Linked DNA regions of Homo sapiens: region 1 is linked to region 2. The links are chromatin contacts, found by Hi-C or POLR2A ChIA-PET in ENCODE. All regions are on one chromosome and are shown on one strand. The core of a region is the stretch at or near the end of the contact, and the rest is flanking DNA. Distances in the headings are between cores, read along the strand shown. Region 1 overlaps TRERF1 (transcriptional regulating factor 1). Region 2 has its middle 42 kb from the start of UBR2.

Evidence for each region. A loop is a pair of places that touch in the nucleus more often than their neighbours do. ChIA-PET counts read pairs that join two places held with the same protein, here RNA polymerase II (POLR2A). Pooled maps may share reads with other maps.
Region 1: a loop to region 2 is called in a pooled map, with 6 times the contacts of the local background. The contact joins two enhancer-like sites. A Hi-C loop is called at or near these places in 1 of 168 maps with a recorded cell type or tissue (posterior cingulate gyrus) and 7 of 50 pooled maps. POLR2A ChIA-PET finds 5 or more read pairs at or near these places in 3 of 52 experiments (PC-3, WTC11 and endothelial cell of umbilical vein).

Annotation. Positions count from the first base shown.
Region 1 is chr6:42,366,489-42,371,991 of GRCh38, forward strand. The region is part of intron 2 of TRERF1 (transcriptional regulating factor 1); the gene reads right to left. Among named protein-coding and RNA genes, the nearest start is that of TRERF1, 83 kb to the right of the region's middle. RefSeq lists an enhancer at 1,488-1,577. Within about 2 kb of position 1,288, at least 16 of the 41 ENCODE cell types and tissues checked have a DNase peak (open chromatin) inside an H3K27ac peak, as active enhancers do.
Region 2 is chr6:42,519,571-42,525,006 of GRCh38, forward strand. No RefSeq gene overlaps it. Among named protein-coding and RNA genes, the nearest start is that of UBR2, 42 kb to the right of the region's middle. Within about 2 kb of position 1,526, at least 4 of the 41 ENCODE cell types and tissues checked have a DNase peak (open chromatin) inside an H3K27ac peak, as active enhancers do.

The DNA.
Region 1 (5,503 bases), core at 38-2,537, 150 kb before region 2:
GAGGAGGATGGCTGGGTTTGGCTCCTCCCTCCTCTTCCTGCACCTGCATATTCAAGGTCTTGGTGTCCTTCCTTTACCACCCTTTCACATGCTTTTGTAGACATAGATAGATATACTCTCTTCTTCCTTCTTCAAGGGAGAGCTTGAAATGTGAGAAATCCAGCTGTGTGGAGAAGCTCATGGTGACTGGCAGAACAGTCAGGACTGGGCAACCAGAAGCAGGAAAAAGAATATTCTATTTTGGGAAATGAGGAGCTGGACTGATCCACTTCGATCACCAGCTATGGACCACCATCTAACAATTCTGGGATTCCCAGAGCCACAAGAGGGAGATGCCTGGGAAAGGTGAAAATCAGCAAAACACTCAAGGGCCATCTGATCACCCCAGGCAGACAGGCAGATCTGGGTAACATGGGGCTGAGAGAAAACCACAGGTTTCAAGGGGATGCTGTCACCAAGATGCCCCATAAGAAATCAGGATCTGCCCAAACCAGGGGCAACCAAAGGGGCATTGTACTCCTCAGGACTTAGCTGAAGTCACAGGAGCACTGGAGTCAGGCCTGCGATCAAATCCTGACCTCGTCAGCCAGGTCAGCCTTCACCTCTTGGAGGCTGGCTCTGCATGAGTGACTGTGAGGCCTAAATAAAATTAAGTGTATAGAAGTATAATATCTAGCACAGGCCTGGCCTTACATAAGGGGCACACTCAGTGTTGCTCCCCTCCCCCTTTCCAGCCTTCAGACCTCACAGCTCTCTCCACTCTTACTAACAGAAACAAGCACAGAGGCCACAGAGCATTTCCCAGCAAGAAGGTTTGCAAAGAAGGATGGCAGAAGTCCGCAAAGAAACAAACAGGCCACCCCACTGCTGGTAAGAGAGAAGCACCGGACCTCGGTGAATGCCCGGGTTTCAAAACACACAAAGCTCCGAGCCTCTGATTGTACCTAAACAGGAAGTTTGTGACAAACTTAGAAAACACGCATGCACAATGGCAAGAGGCTGCACGCCACTGAGAAAAGATGAAATCCGGCCCTGCTGGGGGCTCTGTGTGGAGGAGAGGCGTGCAGAGCCAACACTCCCACCGCACCAAGATCTTCCTGGCTGTAGGGAGGCACCCTTACCCTGGGCTTCTCCTCACCCCAAGCATGGGAGGGATTTGGGCCAAAATGTGTGGAGCTGCTCTGGTTTCCAAAGCCAGGCTCTGCTCACCCCCTCCTGCTCTCTCTCCCACCCCTACCCACTCAGGCATCTAGGACATCAGGTACTCCCAACAGCTGGCAGGGGCCTGGTGACTGAGGTGTATAGCAGGGGACCATTTTTCAGCTGGGAGATCTTAGCACAGAAAGGGGAAGTGACACACAGAGGTCCCGCAGAGCTCCCATCCCCGATCTGATCTCCATCTGGCTGCCCGGCCAGCGTCTGTATCATCGGGCCCTTTAGCATTCCACAATGGGGTCCTCAGCTGCCATCTCCTTCCACTTTGACACCCTGCCTGGCCCTAACATTTTTACTTGCATTGCTCACACCAGTATGGGGCTCGATAACTTCAGTTCACTTATCTGAAAGTGCAGGCAAATGTGGACACAATCTGTGTCTCATCTCAAGTAGAGGACAAACTTGGGAGATTGTTCACAATCTCCCAAGTGCCCGTGGAATGGGCCCTGCATCCAGGCAGTATACTTGGTGGCTGTGCTCCAGTAAATACTCGGTAGATTAATACACAACATCAATACCTTCCTATTGTACCTCCCCAACCAGGTTATGTCCCACTTGTCTCTGAGTCACCCTCAGCAAGGACAGGTCCCTCTACCCCTCCTGAGTGGAGGGCCCAGCTGTAAACTCAGTCTCCTGATGGTTGGCTCCTCGGCGCCCCCACACAGCACCTCCCGCAGTGGTTTCCTCGCCCCCCCAAGTTAGGTTCCTTTTTAAAAAAATGACTCATTTAGGAAGAGACAAAACCAAGAACTTCAATGGTAAAGATAAAACAGCAAGCACCAAGACTCTAAACACCTCCCACTCCATGTAGAATTTAGATCCGATAAAGCTTCCCCAAACTGGACCTCCTAATTTGGAACTTACGGTATACACAATTCTTCTAGCAAAGACACTTCCAGTAATGTCTCAATGTTTCAGCGTCTTCTTTACAAATAGAGATGGCCCCAGGACTCCAGGCAGTAGTTTTTTCAAAATGAGGGAATGAGAAATTAAAGATTAAAGTCCACGCTTTGGACTTCTGGGTCAAAAAAGTAATTATTTGATGTTTTACTACATTTATGATTCTAATTTATTGATTGCAGGACATAGGCATTATATCACAGGCCTAATGAGAATTATGGGGAGTTTTTTAGTTAAAAAATGACTTCTTGGTATGTAAGAAGTTTATGACATTTGTGCACAGTATCTGAAAGGAATGAAATTATATGATACAATACAGAGAATAGTAACATTTTAGGGCTAAAATGAGCAATTAAGATGACCCGAATCCAGGGGTTCCCAATGTTAGCTGCATTTCTGAAAAAAATTCCCAGGCTCCCCAAGATTCTGACACATTCAGTCTGGAGTGGGGCTCTGACATCAACTGTTTCCTTTTATAAGTTTCCCAGTGATTTTAATGTGCCTACAGGGTTGAGAACTGCTTATCTGCAGATAAGAAGGCTGGGATCTAAAAAAAACTGAGGAGGCCAGGCACGGTGGCTCACATCTATGATCCTAGCACTTTGGGAGGCCAAGGCGGGTGGATCACTTGAGGTCAAGAGCTCCAGACCAGCCTGGCCAACATGGTGAAACCCCGTCTCTACTAAAAATACAAAAGTTAGCCAGCATGGTGGCAGGTGCCACCCAGCTACTCAGGAAGCTGAGGCATGAGAATCGCTTGAACCTGGGAGGCAGAGGTTGCAATGAGCCAAGATCAAGCCACTGCACTCCAACCTGGGCAACAGAGCGAGACTCCAACTCAAAAAATATGAACAAACAAACAAACAAACTGAGGAGTCCAAAACTGCATAGTCAGTCAGACCCAAAACCAGAACTGAATCTAAAATCTGCACCCCCACCCAGTCCGGTTCTACACGTTTGCTCAGGTTTTTGGTATTCACAGATTTGCTAAAACTTTTTTTTTAAACAAACAAACAAAAGAGGGGACTAACTAGGGCTGCCAACTTTTGTTTTGTCAAGCAAAGGTATTTTACAAATATCTACCAGTTATCATACTATTACCACTTCCTGATGTGTCTCTTGTCTATTTGCATACCTGCTGCCCTCTCTGGCCCAGTCTCCACCCAGGAGGTAAAATTTCACAATATCTGGCCCCGCCCACTGTTGCATTCACCTTCACTCACCCTGCTCCTTATGACAAATCCAATCAAAACCCAGGCCTAAAAACTTCTCCGTCTCCTCCTTCTCTAACTCCAGTTTCTGAAAGTCTCTTCTGTAACCACAAACTACTTCCCAGTCCCTCTAAACCTACCCTTCACCTTCCTCCTGACCTCCACATGAAAACATCTGTACAAGCCATACTAACAGTTTTGCTATTCCACACACATTATCCCTTCTAAATGTCTCCCCTACCAACGATATACCAGCAACTATTCAAAGAGGCTGCCTCTGAGGAGCAGAATTAGGGGGTAAAGGATGGATGCAGGGGAAGGGGGGGTCTCTTTATACCCTACCATTCGAATTTGGGAAAGCATATATTCTTTTCAATGGACACAAATCACACATACACACATACACACAGCAGGTTACAAAATGCATCTCTGATTTGCTTCTGTATTTATAAAAACACAAAAAATTGTCTGGGAAGTATGCATGTCCAGGTTCTAAATGTAAACGATATCTGAGTGGTGGGATTATGGGTGACATTATTTTCACTTCCCTTTCCTCTTTGTTATCTTTGTTATGTTTTGTTTACATAACAAAGAAAAAATAATAGTTTAAAACCTGAACCAGAGCTGGGCATGGTGACACATGCCTATAGTCTCAGCTACTTGGGAGGCTAAGGCAAGGGAATCACTTGAGTGCCTGGGCAACATAGCAAGATCCCATCTCTTTAAACAAAAACCATGAACCAAGGCATTATCTGATGTCCGAAACCTACATAGTTTAAAAAGCAAAGGTACCAGAGCAGGTCACAGACTGGCATAGAGAATTATCTCTTTTCTGTAAAATGAAGGGTCTTCCCCAGCCAGGCCCTCCTGGCTTCTGTGCGTGGCCTGGGTCCTGAGTCTACCACTGGCATTGACCCCAAGTCAACCCTTGGCCCTGCCAGCCCCCAAGAACAGATGCAGAAGAAATGTCCTCACATAGGTATAAAGCCCCTTCCAGAGCCTCTCTGGCCTTCTGAGGTCACCCCCTATCAGCTCTCCCTGGCCCCTGAGGAGGATCCACTATCCTCTCCTGAGTGTCTCCTCTGAGCCCTGGTTTTCGCTGTTTTCCTCTATGTTTTTCCCAGGCTATGCTCCCCAAGGCTTTCTGAGTCTCTGCAAAGGGGAGCAGCCACATACAATCCAAGTAACCCTCAGGCCCACAACCTGTAAATCAGGAGCCCAGAAACTCTTTAGATGGAGTGCAAACGGTGGGATTCTCCACAGTCCCCACGGCTCCCTAATGTTTTACAAGGCAGTGAAGAGGGGTGGCGGAGTGCTCTAGGCAGCAAGAACAGAACTGAGAGTTCAAAGGCCTGGAGGTCAGAGGGTAGGTGATGTGTTCAGGGAAGTAAAAGGCATTCAGGATAACTGGAGTGTCTCTGAGCACGTCCAAGGCCTAGCAGAGAGAAAACTCTAAGGAAACTTACCAAAATTCACAAGGGCCAGCAAAGAAGGGCCTAAACAAAGAACTCTCAACCTTTCATCTGCTGTGTCTCCTTCCAAATGCTTCCTCACTTGATCTACCCTTCCAGTGTCTAGGAGGATCTAGGCCAACAGGAGTGGGTGGCAAAATAGGAATAGAGAAAAAAGAAATGAGATTAAGCAGCCCCACACAGGAGGCAGACTGAGGTCCTCCCAATGTAGCGGTTCCCGAGGCCAAGAGACCTGATGCTCAACCCCCTCCTTGGCATCAGCTCCAAAGGCAAAGGACATTTGCAATGTATCCAAACTTCTGGGGCTCTCGAGGTAGCTTTTTAAAGAACTTTGAGACTTCAAGAGTGCCAAAACACAGATTGGCATGCTCAACCAGATGCATCTGTGACCTGTGTGAGGCCTTCTGGGGAACCCTACAGAGCTGGACTAGCATTCAGCCCCTGTCCTATAAGAAAGAAGCCATTGGCAATTCTGTCTCCTTAAATGTCCCCCCACATTGTGCTTGTATATGGCAAGCTCATCTGCTCAGGGGGAAATCTTGCCCTGTAGCAGCACTGTTCTGTTTAAGTAGGAGGTATGTGCCTGTTTTCCCTCCCTCAAAATCTCAACTAAGGCTGGGCGCAGTGGCTCATCCCTGTAATCTCAGCATTTTGGGAGGCCAAGGAGGGTGGATCACTTGAGGTCAGGAGTTCGAGATCAGCCTG
Region 2 (5,436 bases), core at 276-2,775:
ACCAGCCCTCCTAGCTAATTTTTAAATTTTTTGTAGAGACTGGGTCTTGCTATATTGCTTAAACTGGTCTTGAACTCCTAGGCTCAAGCAATCCTCCTGCATCAAGCCTCCCAAAGTGCTGGAATTGCACGCATAAGACACTGTGCCAAGCCAATGGGGCTTCTTTCTGATTGAGTGTTCTGCAAAATAATTGAATGTTTTTAATTACTTTATATAATATGTACTTTATTAACTTTGTTTACTCACAAAAATAATCAGATTTGTTATATAAAAAGTGTTTGGTTTTCTACTACTGTATAACAAACTATCCCATAATGTAGGGGTTTAAAACAACAACCATTTTATTCTCTTGCTATTCTGTAGGTTGACTGGGCTCTGCTGGATGGTTCTTCTGCTCTATGTGATGTTGGCTGGGGCTGCAGTCACCTGGGAGTACTACTGTACAGGAAAATCCAAGCTATCTCTCTTACGTGTCTGGTACCTTGGCAGTGATGGCTGGAAGGCTGGACTCAGATGGGGTACTTGAGCCGCTAGGATTTTTTCTATTTCTACATAGTCTCAAGGCCTCTGTCTTTCCACATGGCCTTCCCAGCAGAGGAGGTGGACTTCATACCTGGCAGCACAGAGCTCCCAAAAGTGCAAAAAGGGAGACTTTGAGACTTTTCTAAGGCTTTGGCCTGGAACTGATGTAAGTATCACTTCTACCATGTTTTATTGGTTAAAGTGAATCTGGGCCAGTCTAGATTCCATGTGGGAGGGGACTACAGAATGGCAGGAGTCATAGGAGGCATGGATCCTTGGGGGCCACCTTTGGAGACTAGCTACCAGAAACAACACTATCAACAACAACAAAAGAAAACAACAACAACAAAAAATAGCCAGGCACATTGGTTCATGCCTGTAGTCCCAGCTACTCAGGAGACTGAGGTGGGAGGATCTCTCAAGCCTGGAAGATTGAGGCTGCAGTGAGCCACGATCATGCCACTGCATTCCAGCCTAAGTGACAGTGACACACTGTCTGAGAAAAACATTAAGGATAACTTTTGAGCACATTATTATTGTTAGTTATTGATTTTACCAAGAAACTAATGGATAGCATCTATTATGCCTGAATAAGGAGTTTTTGTGTCCTTTGCAATGCTGAAGACTGTTGTACACATCTCCTATTAGCTTGTTTTAAGCCAGAGCTTAATTTTTAATAATTCAGTGATGAATCTTATTTAATCTCTTAAACCTCTTGCCTAATTCTCTTTTACATTATGGGATTAAACACATTAAAAAGAAGATATGGCCAAACAATGACTCACTCTTCTTTCAACGAGATCCCCAAAGGCAGATAGACTAGAAGAAATGTGGCAGAAGTGAATGAAATACACAAGTCGAAACTCAGATATAAATCATCAGAGGCTCAGTCTATTGACTCCAACTTCCCCTTTCTTTCATGGCACAAAAATTAGTCTTAAAGGTTTGCAAATGCTACTCACTGCTGTACTTGCCACAAAATATTCCATATTGCGGCTGACATTACTAACTCACCGTCACAAACTATTTGCTTTGAGCTTTCTCTAACAGTAGGGAGAGGTCACACTGAGTCATCTACACTCTCACTCAGTCCCCTGAGAACCCTCAGGAGATTCATTTGCTTGATGGCTGGGCAGGATTAGCAATGTAGGGATGGTGGCTGTAGAGTGGGACCTTGGGCTGGTGGACCGTGTGCTCTTTGGGCCCAGGGCTGTATTAGGCTGAGGAGACTGAAGGAAGAGGCTGAACTCAGACTGGTTGAATGGAGCCCAATCAGGTCAATTTACTATACGGAACCCAGACATGGTGATATTGATGGAGCTCTGTGTTCTCACTCACTCACTTCCTGATTCTGCCTGGGCTGGTGAAGTGCATTGTGATGGGGTGGGGCTGGAAGGGTCCCTGCTCTGGGGCCACCTGTGTTTTGCTTCTTCTTAATAAGATCTGGAAAGTTCCCCCACTTTTACACTATGTTCCTTCCAATCACCAGCCTTGTGGGGAGGGTTGGGGAAATAAAATAGGAGCATCCCTTATGCCATGATTAAGGGGTGCTAAATAAAGCCCCCCTCTCTGAAAAAACCTGCCATATGGCTCAAGATACCTCCAGGACAACCTCCTTTGAGGCCAGGCATTGAAAGCAGCTGCAAAAAACCAAATGAAGTGGGGTACAATGGCACATGCCTGTAGTCCCAGCTACTCAGGAGGTTGAGGTGGGAGGATCACTTGAGTCCAGGAGTTCAAAGCTGTAGTGCTCTATGATTGCACCTGTCAGTAACCACTACTCTCTAGCCTAGGCAACATAGTGAGACGCCATCTCTAAAAAAAAAGAAAAAAAAGCAAATGAGGTTTGGGTGATCTTACATATACACCTATTCTCTGTCATTAACACTTTATCAATTCGGTTTATCAGACTTGCCCAGTGAAACATCTGAACTCTGGAAAAAGCACTCTAGACTGTATACTTTTACTGCAACCTCAGGTCCCAGATTTCAACCTTGAGAATTCTGCATATTTCTGCCAATGATAATTACAACTGTTGTACTGGAACTTTGTGTAGAAAGTATCAAAATACGATGATATCAAAATGAAACAGTCCATTCTTTACAGCCCACATTCCTTGGCTGGTTCAGAAGCTGCATTCTTTTTACTGTAAGAAAGCAAAAGCCAAACCAAAATTGGTGGGGGGTGGGGGGAGGGTGCATATTTAAAAACTGTGACCTCTCAGTGAGCTAAACCAGGACAGAAAAGTGAGAAGGATCATAAAGACTTCAGGGTAGGCCAAGTGCGGTGGCTCACACCTGTAATACCAGCACTTTGGGAGGCCAAGGCAGGCAGATTACTTGAGCTCAGGAGTTTGAGACCAGCCCGGGCAACATGGTGAAATCCCATCTCTACCAAAAATACAAAAAAATTAGCTGAGCATGGTGGTGCACATCTATAGTTCCAGCTACCTGGGAGGCTGAGATCAGAGGATCACTTGAACCTGGGAGGCAAAGGTTGCAGTGAGTCAAGATTGTGCCACTGCATTACAGCCTGGATGGCAGAGTGAGACCCCATTTCAAAAAAAAAAAAAAGCAGATTATATGGTGTAAGTTCATGTCTTTGTACATGTGCCCACCTCCCTGTTCCCACTCCTCCTTTTTTTCCACCTCTCATCCCCCAACTCCTGTGTCCTAGGCAGGCCTGGCTTTCCGAATTCACTTTCACTCCAGCCAGCCATTGCGATTGGCAGCCTGATCTATGGAGTGCAGGTGCATCCTAGTCTGACCTCCAGCCATGTGTTAAGCCAAGCAGGACAGGCTCTGCCCCAGCAGGGGTGGAAGATGGCACTTTGGAGGGTAAGTTCAAAACAGAAGAGTAACGGCAAGCCCACTCGACAACCATACCACATACTTCAATCTAGCTTTGTAACGAAGCCAACATTTTAATCTCCAAAAATGTAAAAATATAAAATAACAATAATTTCTAAAAAGAATCCTAAGAATCCAAATGGGGGAGGAGACATACTCCTCTATACTGCCCCTCCCCTGCATCTAGAGTTGCTTTCGGTTCCATCTACCAGTTTTCTGGAGTTCCCTGCCAGAGGCTCAGGGCTTATGGGGAGAGATCCTTAGGGTATTCCTTTTCCTTTTTATTTTTTAAAGAATTGTGATCTCACTATGTTGCCCAGTGTTCTCAAACTCCCGGACTCAAGGAATCATCCCACTTCAGCCTGCTGAGTAGCTGGGACTAGAGGCACGCACCACCACGCCAGGCTTCCTAGGGTGTTTCTGACTCAGCCTTTACCGACAGCCTTGCTCAGGCTATGGAACTATTCATCTGTGCATGCATATGAGCTGCATCCCCACTCCTTTACACTCTCAAAAAAGAGCACCCTCCATATCTCCCACAACAGTGAATATATAAATTCTTGACACCAATTGAACAAGTGTTTCTGTGTCAGACACCAGGAAGGGTACTGAGGTTACAGAAATAAAAGACAATCCATGAATTTTTTGGATGATCTCACAAACAAGTCATGTAAATGACTATTACACCATGTATAATAGTGTATTATTCTATAGAATATTCTATATATAGAATTTAAATAATATTTAAATTATTTAATTTAATTTATTATTATTTATAATTTTTTTAAATGCAGTATAATATTTATAATTATTTATAAAAAATTAAATTATTCTATATTCTATATAGAATTATTCTATATTTTATATAGAATTATTCTATATATTATTCTATATTCTATATAGAATTATTCTACATATTACTCTATATTCTATATAGAATAATTCTACATATTACTCTATATTCTATATAGAATAATTCTATATATTACTCTATATTCTATATAGAATAATTCTATATATTATTCCATATTCTATATAGAATAATTCTATATATTATTCCATATTCTATATAGAATAATTCTATATATTATTCCATATTCTATATAGAATAATTCTATATATTATTCCATATTCTATATAGAATAATTCTATATATTATTCCATATTCTATATAGAATAATTCTATATATTATTCCATATTCTATATAGAATAATTCTATATATTATTCCATATTCTATATAGAATAATTCTATATATTATTCCATATTCTATATAGAATAATTCTATATAGAATAATTCTATATATTATTCCATATCCTATATAGAATAATTCTATATATTATTCCATATCCTATATAGAATAATTCTATATATTATTCCATATCCTATATAGAATAATTCTATATATTATTCCATATCCTATATAGAATAATTCTATATATTATTCCATATCCTATATAGAATAATTCTATATATTATTCCATATCCTATATAGAATAATTCTATATATTATTCTATATAATATACAGCAGTGTATTCACGCTGCTGTAAAGATACTACCTGAGACTGGGTAACTTATAAAGGAAAGAGGTTTAATTGACTCACAGTTCTGCATGGCTAGGGAAGCCTCAGGAAACCTACAATCACGGCGGAAGGGGAAGCAAGGCACTTTCTTCACAAGGTAGCAGGACAGAGAGCAAGCAAGAGCAGGAAAAACTGCCTCATTATACCATTGGATCTCATGAGAACTCACTATCACAAGAACTTCATGGGGGAAACCACCCCCATGATCCAATCACCTTCCTCCCTCAACACGTGGGGATTACAATTCGAGATGTGATCTGGTTGGGGGACACAGAGCCAAACCATATCACACTATATGCTGAATTCTAGAATAGAGGTGCAATGGGTCGTGAGCACATAGAAGAGGAATTGTTTGACTCCATCTAGGGAAGGGAGGGGTTCAAAGCTTCTTATATAATGCTTTGGCTGCAAAGAACAGTGCCCAATTACAGTGGCCTAAGTAGTAAAGATATTTGCTATCTTACATATAAGAAGTATGGA